2 separate regions of the Homo sapiens genome follow, and region 2 is linked to region 1. A link is a loop called in an ENCODE intact Hi-C map of the cell type or tissue named here. Cell type or tissue: OCI-LY7. All regions are shown on one strand.

What was found. Hi-C counts contacts between places; a loop is a spot of excess contacts. Peaks named below come from ENCODE experiments on the same cell type or tissue, not always from the same donor. Only the 100,000 strongest peaks of a DNase experiment are listed, where the experiment ranks them.
Region 2: it touches region 1 in a loop (12-fold over the local background); 39 of 110 quality-filtered maps call a loop at or near these places.

The regions. Positions count from the first base shown.
Region 1 is chrY:6,960,137-6,968,136 of GRCh38, forward strand. The region is part of intron 2 of TBL1Y (transducin beta like 1 Y-linked); the gene reads left to right. Among named protein-coding and RNA genes, the nearest start is that of AMELY, 52 kb to the left of the region's middle. In OCI-LY7, CTCF peaks have their summits at 4,788 (motif pointing right) and 4,988; a DNase peak (open chromatin) is centred at 4,825.
Region 2 is chrY:7,082,060-7,090,059 of GRCh38, forward strand. TBL1Y (transducin beta like 1 Y-linked) reads left to right here. Exons shown (of 19, transcript NM_033284.2): 15 at 3,839-3,913; 16 at 4,231-4,358; 17 at 5,208-5,373. Among named protein-coding and RNA genes, the nearest start is that of AMELY, 170 kb to the left of the region's middle. In OCI-LY7, a CTCF peak has its summit at 3,775 (motif pointing left); a DNase peak (open chromatin) is centred at 3,722; H3K27ac peaks cover 568 bases.

The sequences.
Region 1 (8,000 bases):
TCCCACGGTCAGTCCATGGACACAGGGATCCCCATACCCTCTCTTGCCCTGACTAACAGAATATGATGCTGCCAGTCGAAAGTTGAATCAATGCAAGTAAACAATCTACAGTTTTCACAGGTTATAGTTTGGGAATCTGGTTTAATAACTATATTTCCTACAACTAGCGTATAAGGGGGTTTTACCTAACTTTGCAAAGGAATTGTCAGATTGTAATTTAGGTTAATAGTATAATATGGCTTATGATTTCTTGTTCCCATAACTTGATTTCCAGACCAAATTCTAATGTGGTACGAGGCCACAGTGAGCTTCCATAATTCTGGGTGTTCAGGACCAACAACAGGACTAACTTTGGTCGGGGTGAAGAAATCCTCTTTTCACCCCATTTCCATGGATAGGGTGATTTTAGCCTTCTATAAACCTGGTCTAGCCTTTTAGTTAAATCACTATCATAGACTGGATTAGCGGGCCAGACAGATGGAGCCTGTGAACATGAGTGGGTCTGGCCCATACGGTCATAATATAATTGGCCTCGAGGGGCCTAGTCTATAATAGTTCCAAATTTATTGTTTTGTAGTACCACTGCAGTATCAGCCACACATTCTTCCCAAACTAAGACTTCTGGGTCTTTTGATTCTTTTGGAATTTCCTTGGGGCAAGATTTTCCCTTAGGCCTAAATCTTAATGATCTTTGATAGGAAGAGTCCTGTAAATTATTCATTTGTGACCCAAGTGACATTTCACTTACCATGTGATAAGTGAATTTACTGGTGGCACTGACAGTAGGTACTTCTACCAACCAGTTTTGGTTTGTAGGCATTAAGCATCCTGGTGCTTTTCCCAGACAAATAGGAGGATAATGATACCCAATGGAAATGTTTATCATCATTCCTTCTTCTTCAGGTTGGGCAGGGCCACGGTCATCTGTGGGGTCTGGTACCCATGTACTATTGTTAACATGTACTTCAATAGGATTATCTCTCCAAGTGAGTGCCCGAATTAAGGGTGGGAAAGGCACATAGGCCCAGTAAGTATAGTTAGCTGTAGCGGCTCCTGCAGATATAGGGAGACTTAGCACCATTGATACAATCATTAAAGCTGCAAGCAGCATATTCTCTGGAGTTTATGTTACCCTCATGTTTTTCAGGCTTTTTTCAGCTAACTGTGTCAGCTTCTTTAGCTGGGCCCAGGTCGGCGGCTCCGCTTTCTTGGTGGATGGCAACTTCATCTGTTCTTTTGATATCACCATTTTCTTCACCTGGCGAGGTGATGATGCTCGATTGCAGGTTTTCTGTCTCTATGGAGGCACCTTCATTTGCATCTCTGATGGGTTCATTGTAGAACTTCAAATGTCTAGTGGGTATCCAAACAGGAAGCTGATTTTCTTCTGGTGAAACACAAGAAAAACCTCTCCCCCATGTTATCACCTTACCTATTTCCCATGTTTTATTTTTGTTGTCTTTCCACCAAATCAGTTTTCCCCCATGTGGGCTGTTCTTTTTACCAGTAAAATGTTGTTCTGCAGAAGTAGTGGTCTGATTTCTATATATGTTTAAAGAATTTAAACTATAGAGTGCTAGATTAAGTTGCATCTGGGGAGTGTTATACTCCTTACTGTCTTTTTCCATTTTTTGTTTAACCAATTGAGCTTTGAGTGTTCTATTAGTTCTTTCAGTTATGGCCTGTCCTTGGGGAATTATAGGGGATTCCTGTTGTATGTGTAATTTTCCACTGATTTAGGAATTTTTGAAATGCTTTGCTACAGTATCCTGGCCCATTATCCGTTTTAATTTTTTCTGGAACTCCCATGACAGCAAAACAAGATAATAAATGTCTTTTAACATGGGAAGTACTTTCTCCTGTCTGGCAGGTTGTCCACATGAAATGTGAATAGGTATCAACTGTCTCATGGACAAATGACATTTTTCCAAATGAAGGTACATGTGTGACATCCATTTGCCATAATGCATTAGGACATAAACCTCTGGGATTAACTCCTGCCTCCTGAGTGGGCAGGTGTAAGACTTGACACTGAGCACAATGTAGTACAATATTTTTTGCTTGTTTCCATGTGATATAATATTTATTTTTTAATCCTGTTGCATTTACATGAGTCAGGGCGTGAAGTTCTTGTGCTTCCATGAAATCAGATGATACTAGGAAGTCAGCTTGTTCATTTGCCTTAGTTAAAGGCCGTGGTAAATTAGTATGTGCTCGAATATGAGTAATATAAAGTGGGAAATTTCTTTTTCTTATAGTTTATTGTAACAATTTAAACAGCTGATTTAACTGATCACCCATACTATATTTGATTAGGGCTGTCTCAACATCCTTTGTAGCCTGTACTACATATGCAGTATCTGAAACAATGTTAATAGGCTGATTAAATCTTGTTTAACACTGAAATGACAGCAGCCAATTCTGCTCTTTGAGCTGAGTGATATTGAGCTTCAATGACTCGTTCTTTTGGCCTGATGTAAGCTGCTTTTCCATTGCTGGAACCATCAGTAAACACTGTCAGAACATTTTTGAAAGGTTTTTTTCTGGTAATTTTAGGTAAAATCCAAGTAGTCAATTTTAAAAACTGGAAGATTTTTGTTTTTGGGTAATGATTATCAATAATTCCCACAAAATCAGCAAGACCAGTCTGCCATGCAGACTGAATTGATAAAGGCTTGTCTAACCTGTTCCTTGTTTAAAGGGACAATGATTTTATCTGGGTCACTTCCACACAATTTTACTATTCGTAGTCTTGCCTGACCAATTAATGTAGCCATTTGATCTAAGTACAATGTAAAAGTCTTTACTGTGGGGAAGGAATGGCCACTCCACAATATCTGTATTTTCAACAATAATGCCTGTTGGAGAGTGTGCAGTAGCAAAAATCTAAAGTTGGAGTGGGGCTGTATAGGAAGACTGGAATAGTGATCTCTGCATGCCACTGTTCTAACAAGTCTCGGCCCCATAAATTAATTGGAATAGAAGTAATCATAGGCTGAACTGTACTCTCTTGATGCTCAGTTCCTAAACAATGTAAAATCATGGACTTTGATACACTTCTGAGGCGGTGCCCACACCAACAAGTCCTGTAACGGACTTGTTTAGGTCAATTTTTTGGCCATTGATTTAAGGCAAGGATAGAAACATCAGCCCCCATATCCATGATTCCTTCAAACTGCTTTCCCTGAATAGTAACTGTACACACAGGTCTATTCTCTGAGAGCTGACTAGCCCAATAAACAGCATTTCCAGCAGGGTTGGTACTTCCAAACCCTCCTGTTTTTTCTGTTTTGCTATCCCCAATTTTGATATAAGGCAAGAACAGTAACTGAGCAATTCTATCACCTGGATTGGCACTCCAGGGAACAGTAGAGCTAATCACTAACTGAATTTCCCCTTTATAATCAGAGTCAGTTACCCCAGTATGAATTTGGACTCCCTTCAAATTTAGACTTGATTTTCCTAAAATAAGGCCTACTCTCCCTTCTGGCAGCGGGCCATGTACCCTTGTAGGAATCTTTTGCAGGGGCTCTCCAGGGAGTAAAGAAATCGTAAATCTTTACATAATCATAAAGAACATAAATCTACTGCCGTGCTGCCTGCTGTGGCGGGGGATAACTGTTGTATTGTTGTAATTAGCTGATTTCCTGAAATGGTGGTATTTACTGTGGGGGTTGTTGTCCCTGAAAACCCTGAGGAACAAATGGCTGAATCAGGAATGCCCCACTTTGTTGCGGGGCCTGGGGCTGGCCCTGTTTGCCATTTCCTGACAATGGTTGCCCATTTTTATCAAATTTAGAAGGACATTTTTTAGCCCAGTGTTTTTCTTTTCCACATTTTGGACACAGGCCAGGTGGCTGTTTACTTTTGCTCTGTTTATTTAAGCCTGGGCAATTCTTTTTTAGATGACTGATTTGACCACAATTATAACATTTTCCCCCAAATGTTTTAACTTGTCCTCCTAAAGCAACCCCCTAATTGCTTGAGCCAATAGCATTGCCTTATGCATAGCTCCTCCAATCCCATCACAAGCCTTCACATATTCTGTAATTACATCAACTCCTGCTGAAACCTTTCCTCTTAATGGCTTTATGGCTGATTGACATTCTGGATGTGCATTTTGGTAAGCCATTATTTCTACAATAACTTTTCAGGCATTATTATCTGCAATGGATTTTTGAGCTGCAGCATGCAACCTTGCCACAAAGTCTGGATATGGCTCTTTAGAGCCTTGTCTGATTGAACTAAAAGAAGGGCAGGCAGATCCTGGGTCCTGAATCTTTTCCCAGGCCCTGAGGCAAATAGCCCTTAGTTGTTCAATAGCCTCATTTTGCATTATTGATTGTTGGTTAATAGTGCTCCAATTTGGACCTGTTCCTAGCAATTGATCTGCATCTATATGGACAACAGGATAAGTAGCCTGATTTTTCTGTACATATTCTTGTACTCCATCAATCTACCAGGTTTTAAACTGTAGGAATTGAGAGGGTGAAAGGGAAGATTTAGCCAAAATTTCCCAATCCTAAGGAATAAGTCTATTTCCAAGAGCAATGGAATCTAATAATGTTCTCATACAAGGAGAGTTGGGTCCATATTGTTTAACTCCTTCCTTCATATCTTTTAACATTTTCATGGTGAAAGATTCATATCTACACTCAGTTCGGACAGACGCTCCTGCTTGACTCCCTTTCCCGGCCGGGTGGGTTGTAAAATTACTGGGAACTGCCATGCCTCAAGATCTCCCTGTTTTCTGGCTTTATCAATGATTTCATGGAGTGCACTATCTTGTCCACTAGGTGGTACTGTAGGATCAAACACCATTGCCGTGGGATGTTGATATAGTGCCCTGCTATTTGGGTTGGGCGCACCACCTGAGTTCTATACTGAACCTCTGGAGACGGCCGATACTGAAATTCGGCTGGCGGCTGGTGTTGATAAGCTGCCGGTGGTTGGGTTTTATTTTCCACCAGCTGATATTGTGGATACTGTGTCTGGATTGGCATTTGAGGTTGTAATGTCACAGGCATCTGAACCGCGGGAGAAGGAGTTGGTGGCCATCATCGTCTAAACTCTGATGGCCCAAATAATTCTGGACCTTTTCCCCCCAATTTTGATGGTTCAGGATATATTACTTCCTGTAACTGATTATAGTCAACATTTTGCCTTGACTGAGCCATTACAGACTCTACTACATTTTTACAATGTGAACTTCCCATTCCTTCCTTGAACTCTGCTCCTGCCTCTTCTTCACAATCTATTACACAGCTTTCAGGGACATCAGAAACTGAAACGCTAGCCAATCAGGGAATGACATTGCAGTAGGGGCTACCTGCGACAGGAATAGGAACCCCTTCCCCTCCTTGCTCAGGTGTGTTCTCACCATTGCTCCATCTGCGAGTCATACCCTTCTATAAAACTAAAATTGCCATGCTAAGAAAATGTATGTTCGAGGGCTATTTTTTTTGTGGCACTGAAACTTTATTTCTAACAGTCTGGAAAGGTGTTCATCTCAAACAATACTGCCCCTGATGGAAGTATAATAAAAGTACTGCAAGGTCTAACTGCTCTGTCCAATGAGTTAGCCAAAAACTCAGGGGTAAATGACCCCTTCACAGGGTGTCTAGAAAATGGGTAGGTAAATGGAAAGGAATCATATCCTCAATTCTTTCTTCTCTCGCAAGCTTTACTTTGAAGCAAAGGCAGGAAAACTCGAAGCGGGAGGGAACTCCCAGGTCACAGATAGGTGAGACACCAGTGGTTACATTATTTTGAGTTTGCGCTTCCTAGCTTGAGTTTTTGGGAGCCCAAGATATTTTTCTTTTACGTAAATGTGCATTGGAATTTAAGCATATTTGGTATATAAAACAATACCAATTTAGCCAGCGTTTACATGTCTATGTAAATCGAGTTTATGGACAGACACTTTGCATATTTTTCCTTTTTTTTTTTGGTGAGACAGAGTCTCACACTGTTGCCCAGGCTGGAGAGCAGTGGTGCAATTTCAGCTCACAGCAAATCAAGGGATTTTCCTGCCTCAGCCTCCTAAGTAGCTGGGATTACAGGCATGTGCCACCATGCCTGGCTAATTTTTGTATTTTTAATAGAGATGGGTTTCTCCATGTTGGCCAGGCTGGTCTTGAACTCCTGACCTCAGGTGATCCACCTGCCTCGGCCTTCCAAAGTGCTGGGATTACAAGCATGAGCCACGGTGCCTCGCCTGCATATTTTTCTTGATTTGTTCATGTAGAAAATAGTTTCTTCCTAAAGAGATTTTGTGTTAAAACAATGCCTGGTTGAAAGTGTTAGATGCCTTAGATTTAGTTTTCCTCTTTTTGCCTGAAAGGGTTGAATGCTGAGGCATCTAGTATTCTTGTGTATGGGAATATTCCCATGTAATTTTTGTTTCTAGTCCTGTTGCTTCCTGTGTTAAAAATAAGACTAAGGTGTGTAGCTGCACCTATAGTTCAAGATGAAGGGGTCTGTGTGAGAAATACAGTGTTTGCACGTGTGTATGTAAGTGAGAGAGAGATGACATACAGAGTGCACAACCTCTTTGTAATACCCAGTTGACTCAGTGAAATCTGACTCTCTGAGCTGGCCTCTGGGCGTAGCTTGCCTACCCCAGGTCTAGATCTTACTGGTTGTGTAGTTTTTCAGCACTCAGATGTTGAGAGCTATGTATTTCTCAGAGCAGTCTTCTCTCTCTCTCTCTCTCTCTCTTTTTTAATGTGCATAGGTGCATATAAAAATTGTGTGCCTTGTTTAGATGAGATCGGGGTGTTCAGGATAGTATAGCTGTGGATCCTATCCCTTTTCAAGGATGATAGATTTATTGCTAGGCATGTTCTGGAAGGAGATTTTTGTTTTGTTTCTGTGGGGTTCCCTTTTTGCTCAATGAATGAATTGGTTATTTGAAGGCATTGGTTATTTATTCCATAAGCACAGGGTGGTGGCCTCTGCGCAGGCCCATGCTTGAAGGTACTTGCACTAGGGACAGTTGCTTTCTTCCCTCCTGGAGTTGATAGAGTTGAGGGGAGGCAGATACTGGAAAGCAGCCACAAATGCACCAAAATGTGCAGTGGACTGAGAGTGGCCAGGATGTGAGGAGTTACTACAGCTGCAGCACAGACCAGCATCACGAGAGTTTAAGTGTAGGAGAGGGACTATTGAGGGAGAAGGACAAAAGACACATTTACCCTACAGATTGAAGAAAATTACTATAGGGGTTTCTTCTCTGTTATACTCATTGTGGTGTGACTTTTTTTTTTTTGAGACAGACTTTCGCTCTTGTTGCCTAGGCTGGAGTGCAATGATCTTGGCTCACTGCAACCTCTGCCTCCTGGGTTCAAGTGATTCTCTTGCCTCAGCCTTCTGAGTAGCTAGGATCAGAGGCGTGCGCCACCATATCCTGCTAATTTTTGTATTTTTACTAGAGATGGGGTTTCACCATGTTGGCCAGGCTGGTCTTGAACTCCTGAGCTCAAGTTATCCGCCCACCTTGGCCTCCCAAAGTGTTGGGATAACAGCTGTGAACCATGATGCCTAGCCTATGGTGTGACTTTTTTTTTCTTTTGAGACAGAGTTTCATTTTTGTTGCCCAGGCTGGAGTTCAGGGTTTAGGGGGCAAGCCCATGAGCCTCACTCCTTCTGCTCTCTCTCCAGCAATTGGAAAGGGAATCTTTTTGCTCAGCATTCCCATGCCTCCCACAAGCCTGGCATGGAACCTGTGCACTTGCCTTAGTGTCCTCGGCTGCTGTAACAGAGCACCACGGGCCTGGTGGCTTAAATTGCAGCTGGTCATTCTCCCATAGTCATAGAGGCTTGAAGTCCCAGGTCACGGGGCCGGCAGGGATGGTTCCTCCCGAGGCCTCTCTTCTGGGCTTGTAGACACTGTTTTCTCTCTGGGTCCTAACAAGGTCATTCTTCTGTCTGTGCCCTCATCTCCTGTTCTTATGAGGGCACCAGTCCCTTTGGATAAGGGACCAACCTAATGACCCTGG
Region 2 (8,000 bases), 120 kb after region 1:
GGGGAAAGAAGAAAGAATGAAACAGGAAAATCATTTGAGGCAATAATGGCCAATTTTTTCTAAATTTGTTGGAAAACATCATTTAATTTGAGAAGCTCAGGAAATCTCAAGCAGAATAAATATGAACAGAACCACACCTACCCACCTAGGCATATGGTTATCAAACATCAAATTTAATGACAAAGAAAATCCTAAAAGCAAGCAAAGACTGAAAAAGGTCCTGTTGTATACCAAGGAACAACAATATGAATAGCAGCCAACTTAACAAATTCCTTACTGTGGGCTCTGAGGCTCTTTCTGGTCTTTTCATCAGATATCTCTCAAATTCTCCAATTGTTATGATCTCTTACCTTACTTCTGCAATCGCCGGTATACCATTAAACACATTTATTAGTCTCAGCCTCCTGGGCTAGTGTCCAAAACACCCTGTGCCTCTGTCTTCCTAAAGACATGTGCAGCCAAGCACCTCAACCCATGCTAAGGCCTTCCTGGAACAGTCCCTGACTTAGACTCCCACAGCAGCCCTCAGTCTGATACAGACTCTTCTCCATCCTCCAGGCCCATTTACATGTCCTGTGCACACCCCTGGGATAATTCATGGCACCTCCTGAGCTCTCATTGCCCATGTGAATACCACAGCCCTGACAGTGGCTGTTGGCCTGTGTGCCTGTCTCTCCCAGAAAATGCAGAGCACATCAACAGTGATCCCAGGAGGGCCCATGGCGTCTTGCCTTTCTCTCACCAGCATCCAGAATATCTTTCCTTGCTAGGAGCTGGGGGATCCCCTGTTAAAGCAGGAGAGGACGATCGCGTTCCTGGAGATTTGCCATCATGTCACTAACTTAACTGATGTAAATTCCATTTTTCTCTTTCCCCTAGTGCCCATCTCACCCCACCCCTGGGCCAAGGTTCCCCACCCCAAAGGAAGGCACTTTTAGAGCACAGGCATTTGTTATCCTGTTTACATCTCCTGGCTCCAAACTGACTCTTTTTCTGATCTAAATTTATTTCTCCTCTAACCCTGGACTATCCTCAAGTTTTTGAGAGAGCTGCACACACTGTTTCTGGTTCCCAACTGTCCTGCTCCAGACCTTGCCACCAGCATGGGACTTGACCCTTTAAGTGGGTCATACTGTGGCTGATGGCCCTAAACAAAGCTCCAAGTCACTGGGGTTGAGTGTAGACCTACAAGCCAGCTCTGGAGGCAACCCAGGAACTGGGACTTGGATTGGAGGCTGTAGGATCAACTCTCAAGAAAAAATGTGTTCCTTTATGTGAGTTTGGATGCAGACAGGCCAAGGTGACCAGCTCCACATTCTGGGCCTGTGGGATTTCCTTTCCACAGCTGCAGTGAGAGTCACTCTTGCTAGCCTAGCACCCACATTCACACTCACACATACTTAAGAATGCTCACTCTCTCAGCCCCCTCTTCAGTGGCCCCCTCCACCCTCCCTGGTCTCTCCCAGTAGTCTGCTCCCAGCACAAACATTCATGCTCACAGGCACTAAGCACATTCTCATCTCCCTCTTCAGCAGGCCCCTTCTGCCTCCCTGGGCTCTCCCAGCAGGCTGCTCCTGGGTCATATGTCCATGTTCATAGACACCTAAGCCTGCTCACACTGTCAGCCTCCTCTCCAACCGGTCTGCTGCACCCTTTCCAGATTCTCCCAGCAGCCTTCTGGAACAGACATCCATGCTCATAGACACATAAGCATGCTCACAGCCCCCTCTTCAATAGGCCTTGTCTGCCCTCCCCTCCATCCCAGCAGCCTGCTCCTGGAAGACACATCCATTCTCATAGACACCTTTGCAGGCTGACACTCTGTCAGGCCCCTCTCCAGCCAGCCCCCTCCACCCTCCCTGGGATTTCACAGCAGCCTATTCCTTGGCCATCACGCTTGTTTCTCCATTTCCTGGGCCACCCATACCACATAGAGCACACAGGTGGCTTGTCACTGTCCCGTTCACACCCTTCAAAACTCAGTGTCTGTGTCCTTAGAAAGTAACATGACCATACAGTTTACCATCCAAATTGGAGCCCTCAGGAGTTTGAAAATATTTAGAAAATTAATTTTCAGTGTGAAATTAGTTAATGCCAGGACAATAGGCATCAGATATTGGGCTGTCTGGGGCATATGGGACCCTATTGTCACCCCCCCAGAAAAGATCCTGCCCCATTTCTCCTGGGCAGGCTGTTCCCCAGCTGAACCTTTGCTGCAAATGGTTCTCTTTTGTTTGTTTGTTTGTTTGAGATGGAGTTTAGCTCTGTTGCCCAGGCTGGAGTGCAATGGCACGATCTCGGCTCACAGCAACCTCCCCATCCCAGGTTCAAGCGATTCTCTTGCCTCAGCCTCCCTAGTAGCTGGGACTACAGGCGCCCGCCACCACACCTAGCTAACTTTTGTATTTTTAGTAGAGACGGGGTTTCACCATGTTAGCCAGGATGGTCTTGATCTCTTGACTGCTTGATCTCTTGATCGTGATCCGCCCACCTTGGCCTCCCAAAGTGCTGGGATTAGAAGCATGAGCCACCGTGCCCAGCACAAGTGATTCTTTTATGTGTGTCTGTCCCAGTGTGTCCTTTTCTGCCTTGGTCCCTGGGTACTTTTGCCTTTATCCTCCAGGGTTTAGTCTCAGCGTACCCAGGTGTCCTGAGCCTGTGGGTTAGAGCGCTCACCCTGTGCTTTTAGGTACTTGGCTGTTTGCAGCGGATGAGGAGCCCCTGGCCAGGATTTTGCCTGTGTTGTGTGGCTTCTGCTGCTCAGCATTTGCCTCTCATTTCCCTTGCACATGTGTGTCTGCCTGTATGTGCATTTTGGTCACCCGTCTTTCACCTGAGTCAGCCCTTATCCTGCTTGAGCTCCACAATAGCTGAGGCTTCACTTCTTGTGTTTATCCCTCCCTCCACCTCCACTCACCGGCAGGAGAGCAATGCCTTGTAATGGGTGTAGACATGGGAAGGAACTGTTAGATTAAAGTGCATAGGAGACCTGGCATGGTAACACATGCCTGTAATCCCAGCACTTTGGGAGGCTGAGGCCAGAGGGTTGTTTGAGCCTGGGAGTTCAAGATCACCTTGGGCAACCCCATCTCTGTAAAAAATACACACACACACACACACACACACACACACACACAGACACACACACACACAGACACACACACAAAAAGCTGGGTGTGGTGGTGCCTGCCTCTCATCCCAGCTACCTACATTGGAGGCCAAGGTGGGGATTGCTTGAGCCCAGGAGTTCAAGACCAGCTTCAGCAACCCATCTCCATCAAAAGAGAAAAAAAAAGTAGCTGGGTGTGGTAGGGCCTGTCTTTAGTCCAAGCTAGAGGTTGAGGCAGGAGGATCACTTGAGTTCAGCAGGTCAAGGCTGCAGTGAGCTAGAATCGGGCCACTGAACTCAAACCTGGGCAACCGCGAGAGCTTGCCTCAAAAGTTAAAAAAAAAGAAAAAGAAAAAAAAAGGAAGAGTGCGTACGAAAGTAATTTTCAAAGCCCAGCTTTTAAAATAACTGGTTTTATTTGCTGTGTTTTATGGTATATGAATTCTTCACTTGCTTTCCTTCCTAGCAGGGAAGGTTTTCTTCTTAACAAAGTATGGATGAGAGTAGCTGGTGATGTGTGGTACAGGGCTGTGGTTTTACATAAATGAAAAAGGCAAAGTGAGAAAAAGAGGAAACTAGACGGCTGGTTGGGCTGTGCTCTTTGATGTCAGGCTGAGGCCTAAGACCTTCTGCAGCGACGGTGGCGCGCTGCTGCCCCCTGCTGGAAGGCGACCTCATCTACTCACAGGTCCTGATATATTTTTCAAGAGACTCTCCGCTCTGTTTCAGAACGAGGTCAATGCCATCAAATGGGATCCTTCTGGAATGTTGCTGGCGTCCTGCTCGGATGACATGACATTGAAGGTAGAGTCAGCATGGCAAGGGGTGGGCTGTTTAATCTCAGACAGCCTTGGGCACTTGACGTCAGTCTCACAGTCACACTTGCATGAGGATTATTTGTTACTGACCACGTTCCCTTCCTCTGTCATCCGGTGAACTCCAATTTCTCAGTCAGCGTCCTACTGAGAATCCCAGCCTCCCCGCATCCTTTCTCACCACTGCACACCCCATATCCCGCCGTGGGCCATTAGCCTCACTTATGCACCCCGGAGGAATGATGCCACATCATTCCCGGGTGCAGGAATGGCTTTTGCTCATGTTGTGGCCGGTGTGTCCTTTAGATCTGGAGTATGAAGCAGGATGCATGCGTCCACGATCTTCAGGCTCACAGCAAAGAGATCTACACCATCAAGTGGAGCCCCACCGGGCCTGCCACCAGCAACCCAAACTCCAGCATCATGTTGGCAAGGTAAGGGCCGGCAGCACAACTGGTACAGCTCCGCCCTACACAACGATAACAAGAAATTTTGCTCAAGTGTGTCTGTGCACCTGTGTTGAAGCCCTTCAGAGGAAACAAAGTGGTAGCTCACTTTGAAGGGGCCAAAACCATCCTACCTTTGAGGTTACCATGGTTTTGGCCCAGGTGCCATGGCTCACACCTGTAATCCCAGCACTTTTGGGGGCCGAGGTGGGCAGATGACAGGTCAGGAGTTCGAGACCAGACTGGCCAACATGGCAAAATGCTATCTCTACTAAAAAATACAAAAATTAGCTGGGTATGGTGGTGCATACCTGTAATCCCAGCTACTTGGGAGGCAGAGGCAGGAGAATCTCTTGAACCCAGGAGACGGAGGCTGCAGTGAGCCAAGACCACCCCACTGCACTCCAGCCTGGGCAATAAAAGTGAAACTCCGTCTCAGAAAACACAAAAATTCCTGTTGCTTGAAGAATATATATATATCTTTTATATATATATCTTATATATTTTATATATATGTCTTATATATATCTTATATATTTTATATATATCTTATATATTATATATCATATATTTTATATATATCATATATTATATTTTTTATATATCATATATTTTATATATCATATATATTTTATATATGATATATATCTTATATTTTTTATATAGCTTATATTTTTTATATATTTTATATACATATCTTATGTATATTTTATATATGTATGTTATATATTTTTTATGTATATTATATATATATAATATATATATGTAAAGAAAAACAGGGTCTCACCATGTTGCCCAGCCTGGTCTTCAACTCCTGGCTTTCTCCCATCCTCCTAGTGCTTCATTTGATTCTACAGTGCGACTGTGGGATGTGGAGCAAGGTGTCTGCACCCACACACTCATGAAGCATCAAGAGCCTGTCTACAGTGTAGCTTTCAGCCCCGATGGAAAGTACTTGGCTAGTGGATCCTTTGACAAGTATGTTCATATCTGGAATACTCAGGTAAGCTCCTGACCCATACGAATCCTTTTAGTAAGGGATGCCTGAACAGCCACTATTCCAGTGTCTCTGGTTCAAAGCAGTGCCCTTGAGGGAGTAGAGCAAGCCCAGGCTTCCCGGACAGACCCAGTAGATGCTGTCCATCTTGCACCCCATGTGGGTTGTGAGCTCTTCCCTCACCAGACACCTCCAGCAGCTCTTCTCCCTAAGGAAGGGCATCGTGTCTGCTGTCCTCAGGGCTCTTGGCCATTTGATTCCAAACCCTCACCTTGGCACATGTTCTTCCTTGAAGGAGCCACTGTCTTCTGTTCACTTTCTGAGCTCATGGCACGATACCTTCCACCTTCCTCTTCCTCTTCTTAGCACTTATCACCAAAATGCTGCTTTCTAGATATTGAGGTTGGAGGGTGGGAGTGGGGGAGCAGCTAACAGGGGTGAGGCCAACTCAACATCCTCCACGCACACCAGCTCCTGCAGCTCCACCATAGAGAAGATCCGGGAGTAGGAAGGAATGTGTGTTTGCTGTTGTCATGCCACTTAGATTTTTCAAATGAAAGTTTCTGTTTGAGTAAGTAAGGTGTGTATGTTGGGTTGTCCTTTTGCCATGGACTGAAAGGACATAGGATTTGAGTGAAGGTGGCTGGCTGCTGTGGGTATCTTGGGCCACACCTGAGGGTAGGAGAATCCCACTAAAAAGAGTAGAAAAAGGGATGGGAACGAGTACTGCACTGCATGAAGGATTGTATAGGGCAGTTTGGAAAGGACTGTACAACACTTCATTTTATTCTGAGAGAGAAGTGATGATGCTCTAGGAGCTATTGAAAATAACCAAGGGGTCCCTTTAATCTTAGGAGGGATCACATGGCCCCTCCCCCATTCATCTGCATTTTCATTTTGGGTGTTTTTGGCTTGGTTGACATTCAGGTGCATTTACATCCTCAAGTTCATTCCCCCTGTGTACTCATGGGTGATGAGCAATGTTCACTGGCAAGGGGTCCACTGAGATCACAGGCTTCCCAGGGACCTCATGTGAACCACATCCTCTCAGGGAAGGAAGGGAAGTGGTGGACCCTGCGTAGAGCCAACCCAATGCCAAGCCCAGCCCCACAGCCCTAGGTAGCCCTCCGGGAAGCATGCATCTCGGGACTAGTGTGCAAGAGTCTCTGTTCATGGAATCCTTGCTAGAAATAGTAATGGGTGGATTTGTGAAAATATGTCAATCATCAAAAAAAAATGATACAATCAGTTAGGAGGAGCTTATCATCAAGAACTCACTGAATCATTTCAGCTGTTTCTTGTAAATCAAGGAAATGCTTAGCGTTTCTCTTAAAAGAAATCTTAAAGCCCACTTTAATGTTCTGTAAGTATAAAAATATCTATCTATAATACTGTTGGTGTGCACCTGTCTTAGTTCAAGACACTACCTTTAAAGAGCCCAGTTGAGAACAGGTTTTGAGACAGCCCTCCTGGTCTTGGTCTTTAGATTTATCCTGCCTGTCACCATTAGTGAATCATGAGTGAAGGCTTATATGACCCTTTCTTCTTTTTTATAAAAACTTTTAAAATTAATTTTTGTACAGACCGGTCTCACCGTGTTGTCCAGGCAGGTCTAGAACTCTTGAGCTCAAGCAATCTTCCTGTCTCAGTCTCCCAAAGGGCTGGGGATTACAGGCATGAGCCACCATACCTGGCCTTATTTGACTCTTTCAAAGCCCTCTATTTTCCTCACCTCTTGAATATGTCAAGTTAATGCTCTTTTAAACCAGAAGCAAAGGTCTGGAATGTTTTCTGTTACACATATGTTACGCAATTTTCTTTCAAACATAAAATTACATTTCAATTTCCAACATGTTAATACATTTAATGATGAATTACTGTCAATTCCCTTGCTGGTAGGTGAATTGTATTCATTCAGGTCAATTGTATTCATTCAGACACCAAGACAGGATTAGATGGGCAAGAGATTTATTGGGAGAAACAGCTGTGATGGAAACAGGGAAAGAGCTAGAGAAGGAAGAACTCAGACCATAAAGTCAGTCTGACCCCTGGCCTTACAGGTCTATAGGAAGTCCGTGAGCTGGCCATGTGTGGTATCTCACACCTGTAATCGCAACACTTTGGGAGGCTGAGGTGGGTGGATCATCTGAGGTTGGGAGTTCGAGACCAGCCTGACCAACGTGGTGAAGCCCCTTTTATACTAAATATACAAAATTAGCTGGGCATGGTCACACATGCTTGTAATCGCAGCTACTTGGGAGGCTGAGGCAGGAGAATCACTTGAACCTGGGAGGTTGAAGTTGCAGTTAGCTGAGATTGCGCCACTGCACTCCAGCCTAGGTGACAGATGACTCCCAGACACCTGTCGAGTTCTCCCACCTCCATCAGTCCTCGCTGGGCACAGTCTCAGAATCCACCCAAATATCTGAATATGATGGTGGATTCTGTGGGCAGTAGTAATCAGATTCACTTCCTGTTGTGGGAAATCCAAAAGACATGTTTCTGCATCCCCCAGAGCACTTATTAAAAACCCTTAAATTTCACCATGCTTGAAAATGTTCATGATCAAATATTAGGGGCAGGAGAAGTGCACATTCCACACCTGCATCTGTTGCAGGTGCCCTTCTCACTAT